2 separate regions of the Mus musculus genome follow, and region 1 is linked to region 2. The links are chromatin loops, found by intact Hi-C in ENCODE. Cell type or tissue: left cerebral cortex. All regions are shown on one strand. Each heading gives the region's core, and the rest is flanking DNA. Links, peaks and the distances in the headings are about the cores only.

Region 1 (2,919 bases), core at 328-2,827, 310 kb after region 2:
ATTTTTTATATATGTATATGTATACACACACACACACACGTTCAACTCTACCTCCTGACACTATGTACTTCTATGGATAACTTAAGAATTGAAAAGTGTTGCCAGCAGTGGTGGTGCACGCCTTTAATCCCAGCACTTGGGAGGTACAGGCAGATGGATTTCTGAGTTCGAGGTCAGCCTGGTCTACAGAATGAGTTCTAGGACAGTCAGGGCTATACAGAGAAACCCTGTCTCGAAAAACAAAACAAAACAAAAACAAAGAACTGAAAAGTGTTAATTGCCTCTATTCTAAAGTTGAGATATATAAGAAACTATGGCCTAAATTGCCCATAAATACAACAAACCAATTACCATCTTAAACAACCTTAGCCTCTTTACTAGAGCCTGGACCAGAACCTCATACAGAAACATCAACCTGAAGTGTCAAACAGTAGGACCTAGCAATCTTTATATGAATAGAGTCAGTTATAACATCTACCAACACTTTCACTACTGTAAAACCCAAACTTACTGAGCTCAGAACATATTTTCTACGTCTACATTTGAAACATTCATGGTTAGTCAACTTAAATAGTAAGTATAACACAAAGCAATTTTGAGACTATTCAATGACAATCACTTCTCCTATTGGCCTAATCCCCAGTCCCCCATTCAAATACTCAAAGAAATCCCTTGTCCTGCAGTCTCCTGATACCACTAAGATGCAGATTCTGAACTTGAGTATTTGATCAACAGGTTTAGCAGTTGGGTATAACTGATTTTAAAAATGTAGTAATAATTTCAAATAAAATCTTGGATGACAATGCAGTAATAAACACAATCACATATAGCATAGCACTAGGTAAAAGTACTGTGTTGCCATAAGTACTAGATTCTCATGATTCAGCTAAATAATGGTTAGAAATTAACATATCACATCAGTTTCCTTCACTAAAGCTTTCTATACTTCTTCTAGGTCATTAAGTTAAAGAATGGGTAACATTCTGAATAAATACTAGAGCCATACTGACTAAAGGAAAAAAACAATTATTTAAACACACAGGATTTCCATAATTTTGATACACTTGGAAGAGTGGGGAAAGTGCCCGACTTCAGAATCATTCCAAGAATGTATATAAAATTGAACACATCAGATTACATCTTCCCCGTATCTACAAAACTCATAAAGAGAACTAGAGGTGAAATCGTTTCTCACCCACTGGTTTTATACTAGCCAAATAATCCCCTCGGGAATGGGCCGTTCCTTTCCAGTAGCTACCACAGAGTTCTTTCCCTCTCCCCACGGCCTAGAACGTCTAAGCCCCGGATGTAGAGTGTGCAAACAAGGAGGGGGCCAGCCAAGGCCAGCATTGGCTGGCGGGAGGGGCTGGTGGGTCATCACACTGGACGCAGCCTTTTAAATCCAAGTCTCCACCACAGAGCAGCTCAGCACAGTTCCAAGGAGTCCCTCACGACTGAAAATTCCACGTGACACAGAAAGAGACACTTAGGAAGGAGCCCAACAGGTGCTCACATTGGGAAAACCTTACATCTACAAAAGGCTCAGGGGGTCACAGACAGGGTAAAAAGCACGCACTGCGCAGCTTTAAAGCTAAAATCAGGGACTACAGGAGGTTGACATAGAAAGGGGGGAAAAAATGCATTGCTTCTGGAAAGACACCACAGCCACTTCCGGGCCCTACCTCTCAGTACTCCACTTCCGGTCTTCTAAAAATTGTGGACGCCAGAGATAAACCGATGCGCCCAATGAGAGAATCCGCTAATACCGTGGTTTGCGAGTCGTCGGCCAAGTCCCACCTCTTCCGGTAACAGAAGCCTATCACGGAGTCTGAATGGTGCGGCATGGGCGGAGGCGCCGCGATAGGTCCAACCGGACCGCTGGAGCGAGCGGGAAGCACAGCGGGCCTGCATCCTCTTCCGCCCCGGCCCGGAAGGGTGATGTGGCTGGACCAGCACCGGCCTCACTATGGTAAGAACCTGGGCTTCCTGGCCGCGGTTGAGTTTCTCGGCGGGGCCGCGGCTCGTGCGGGGCGGCGGGGATGGTGCGGGCGCTGTGGGGCGCGGGAGCCCTGGCGCTAGCGTGATTCTCCGGGGATCCGAGGGTGCACAGGCTGGGAGTCATGCGGCCGCGATGCACATCCCGGAGCATCAGGCCAACAGTCCTAGGAAGAACCCGGGTGGTGGACTCGGCCCCTCGCCAAGAGGCCGACTTGCTGCGTTGTTTAGTGTGGAATTACGGTGGCATTCCACTAAGCCGATTGCCATCTGCTACAAATATCTGGACGGATATACACTTTCAAACGCTGGAGTCTCAGTCTCCCCCTTTCCCCTTTCTTTTATGTGTTCCCTGTGTCACCCAACCTGCATCTTTCTGCAGTAATTAATGGATTGCCGGTTTTCTTAACACTAGATACTACTGCTTCCGTTTTACCTGTGGAATCAATGGCGAGATAGGGCCCCTCCCTCATCGTTTTTTCAATTCTAAAGACACTTCTTTGCAAACGAATGTTTTTAATGATTTTAGTTACTGTCTCGAAGGAACTTGAGCCTTACTCGCAGACCACCACTCACTTTGGGAGTTCCTATGCGTGTTATTATTGATTGTTTAATAGTTTAAACCTCAGAAAACCTTACACTATAAATCACAAATAGCAACAACAACAAAGGTCAGGACAAGGAACAGAAAGCCCCTGAGTAAAGTAAACATTAGTAATTAACTTTTAAAGATCTATGAATGCATCTTTTCAGTAGTCTGGTAAATGCAGGAATCTCCCTTCACTATCACTTCAGTGGGTTTAGAAGCCATTTATAACTATATTTCTAGAGAAAGCTTGTTGTGTTATCATCTCAAAATCAGCCAGGACTCTCCCACCCCCACTAGACCTCAAATTCTACGATTAGAAGATACTGAATTTGAGT
Region 2 (2,919 bases), core at 272-2,771:
GAGAGGAGGGAAGGGGACTGTAATTGAGATGTAAAGTGAATAAAAAATAATTATTGGGGGGAAAAAGGAAAGCCAGCTTATTAAGCCTTTTCAAGAAGAGAAGGAGAAGGATCAGTAGCTAGAAATTTTCATGGACTCTTGTGAGGGTCTCAGTTAACCAGAGTCTGTATATGAACACCAGTGTTTATAGAGGTCAAGGAGATGGTGCATCTCATCGATGAGGAAGGGGGAAGACGGGGGCGGAGGGCAAATTCAACTTGAGTGGTTATTCCAGTAAAGGAATTATTTTTAATGTTCAGAGAGATTTCAAAGTTTTTGAGATGTCCTAAGAAGTCTCTGAAAAAGGAAGGTTAAATGAAAACTGGCAAAGGAGCAAATACATTAAGCATTAGGCTGGTGGACACAGGAAACAGAAATTGAAATATCATAATGTCCTAAGCTGACTGACGGCAATTAGGGCAGAGAAAAACTAATGAAAAGGGGAAAAATGTGTTTGTGAAGAGGCCGAAATACAGAATGACAGAGATGAAATTACAATATGAATAGCTGGCTGACCTGGGGCTGCTGGAAAGAATCATTAGCTTTGGCTAAATGAATGTGTTTCTTCTGTGAAAATTAAATAAAGTACCTTAGAGGCATCCTAAGCAGGCTGGAGGCTGGTAGCAATCCTCTTGTTGTTTCATTAATTAACCATGACCACCTTCTCCTAAGCTTCTTTGAACCTTAGTAGACATTATAGATGGATATTTTTTTTTTCTGAGGTGGAGAAAGAAAACCAAGCATAATCATGTCTTTTTGTTCCTTTTAAGTGGAGGTCATTTAAATTTCCTTAAACTTAGGGAAAACATTATCCGGACAAAGATTCCACTTCACACTAAAATAACTCTGCTAACCCAGAGCCCCAGCTTATCCTCTAAATGGTTTCTCTCTGAAGCAAGGCAAATTAAAAACTGCTGAGCCAACGGTAGGAACTAGAGGAAAGGTTGGACTTAATGTATGTTCTGCTCCATGATGTGTGAACTCTCCTATCCCTTGTCTGACTGTCTAGCCAAGGTGTCTCTTAATACTCAAGGATTGCTTTCAAACCAAGTTGATAAGAGACTAAAACCACTCAGTTTTACTTTGGTGGAATTATCTTTTTCCCCTCAAAGTGCCAATGTGAAACAAGTAGCTAGACATCAAATAAACATGGTCCAAATCAATATGTTGTATTTTAACAAATAACATTTTTGTGTGTGTGTGATTCATAGACAGGAAAGTCAGTTACAAAGTTGAGATTTGAGTATAGGGAGGAGAAACCACAGTGTGATTTCACGGCCAAAGAACAAAGCTCTCTTGTTCTTAGGGCCTTAGACCTGTCTGAGAACATGTCCAGCAAATATGTCCAGCAGGTGGCGTTTCACCTCTTAGATTGGTTTTGTAATTACAGAATTCCCATTAATAGGAGACATTTGGGGAAGTGTGCAAAAACCAATAGAAACCCCTTACCAAAAAAAAAAAAAAAAAAAAAAAAAAGGTATTTTAAATCATGTTTTCTAATAGGAGGGAGAACAATAAACATCTTTATTCTTGTGAGAAAATCGAATCCAATCACTTCAGGAGAATTCACAATCTAGAGACTGAAACTGAAGCAGAGCCGACACAGGGAACTGAAAGCCATGTTAAAGATCATTTCGGCGTGTGTTCCTGATTAGTATGCACTTAGTAACATCTCTGGGAACCAGTGTTAGCCACTCTGCCACCTCAATTATCCAATTCAGGCTAAAAGTTTTTGTGACTACAACTTAATGATAGGCCTTACAAAGTATGACCAAGGGTACAAGTTCGATTCCAGAATCAACAAATCAAACCAACCAACCAAAGCCAGCAACAAATCAAAATCACACTGTATTGTGTTTCTGAAGAGCTCCAAGTACAAAGATGGTGCAGCAAGAGACTTATGAAAAATCGGTCCATCTTGTATAGCTGGAGAAAGACACTAACAGATAACCTGAACCACACACTGGACTGTGATGATGTCTATCTAACTGAGGATCAGAATAGATTGTTTCACTCGACAAGGCCAGAGTAGGTCTTGGAAGAAGTAAGGCAAGGCTGTGTGCTTAGGAGGAGGGTTGAGTTCAGAAGCTGGCCAAGGAATCAGGCAAGGCAAAGATAAGGACAAAGAACCAGTGTACCATAAAACAGAAACCATAAATGATATTGTTCGAGAAGTATGCTCCCTCCAGGATTAACCTTGAGTTACACAAGCTGACAGAACCAAAGCACCAGAGGTAAGACTAGGTGATGAGAGCATCCCTGGGTGGGTTAGGAGAGGAACTAGAATCCCAGGGAAGACTGACACACAATCTAAAGTATTTCAACATAACAAAAGGTTTTACTTTGCAGAAGGGTGCTGAGCCTTGATAAATCAAGCAACTTAGCATATTCCGCCAGGATCCCCCTTGGATCTTTTAAAACTAACTGCAGTGGGTCTGTCCTGTGCCTCACTTTGAGAGGCCAGATCTCAGCCCCTCATTTGTATGCAGCCGACTAATTTAATACTATGCAGTTGCTAGGGAGAATGGAACCCAACCACGGATTTTGACTTTTAGGAATATGCTGTCTCAGAAGGGATTTTTGACAAATGGCATCTTTCTATGACTTCTTTAAAGACAATTCTTTCTTTCTTTCTTCCTTTCTTTCTTTCTTTCTTTCTTTCTTCCTTCCTTCCTTCCTTCCTTCCTTCCTTCCTTCCTTCCTTCCTTTCTCTTTCTTTCTTTCTTTCTTTCTTTCTTTCTTTCTTTCTTTCTTTCTTTCTTTCTTTCTTTGTTCCTTCCTTCCTTTCTCTTTCTTTCTTTCTTTCTTTCTTTCTTTCTTTCTTTCTTTCTTTCTTTCTTTCTTTCTTTCTTCCTTTCTTTGTCTCATTTAACGTTAACG

Evidence for each region. A loop is a pair of places that touch in the nucleus more often than their neighbours do. Peaks named below come from ENCODE experiments on the same cell type or tissue, not always from the same donor. Only the 100,000 strongest peaks of a DNase experiment are listed, where the experiment ranks them.
Region 1: it touches region 2 in a loop (2.5-fold over the local background); 2 of 42 quality-filtered maps call a loop at or near these places.

The regions. Positions count from the first base shown.
Region 1 is chr13:90,087,815-90,090,733 of GRCm38, forward strand. Xrcc4 (X-ray repair complementing defective repair in Chinese hamster cells 4) reads right to left here and starts at 1,794. Exons shown (of 8, transcript NM_028012.4): 1 at 1,683-1,794. Tmem167 (transmembrane protein 167) reads left to right here and starts at 1,853. Exons shown (of 4, transcript NM_025335.3): 1 at 1,853-1,969. The coding sequence starts at 1,967. In left cerebral cortex, for the core only: no CTCF peak of the experiment used is centred there; DNase peaks (open chromatin) are centred at 1,331 and 1,809; H3K4me3 peaks cover 1,981 bases; H3K27ac peaks cover 1,340 bases.
Region 2 is chr13:89,778,055-89,780,973 of GRCm38, forward strand. The region is part of intron 1 of Gm4117 (a long non-coding RNA gene); the gene reads left to right. LOC108168105 (a long non-coding RNA gene) reads right to left here and starts at 756. Exons shown (of 3, transcript XR_001781016.2): 1 at 629-756. In left cerebral cortex, for the core only: a CTCF peak has its summit at 1,381 (motif pointing right); a DNase peak (open chromatin) is centred at 1,383.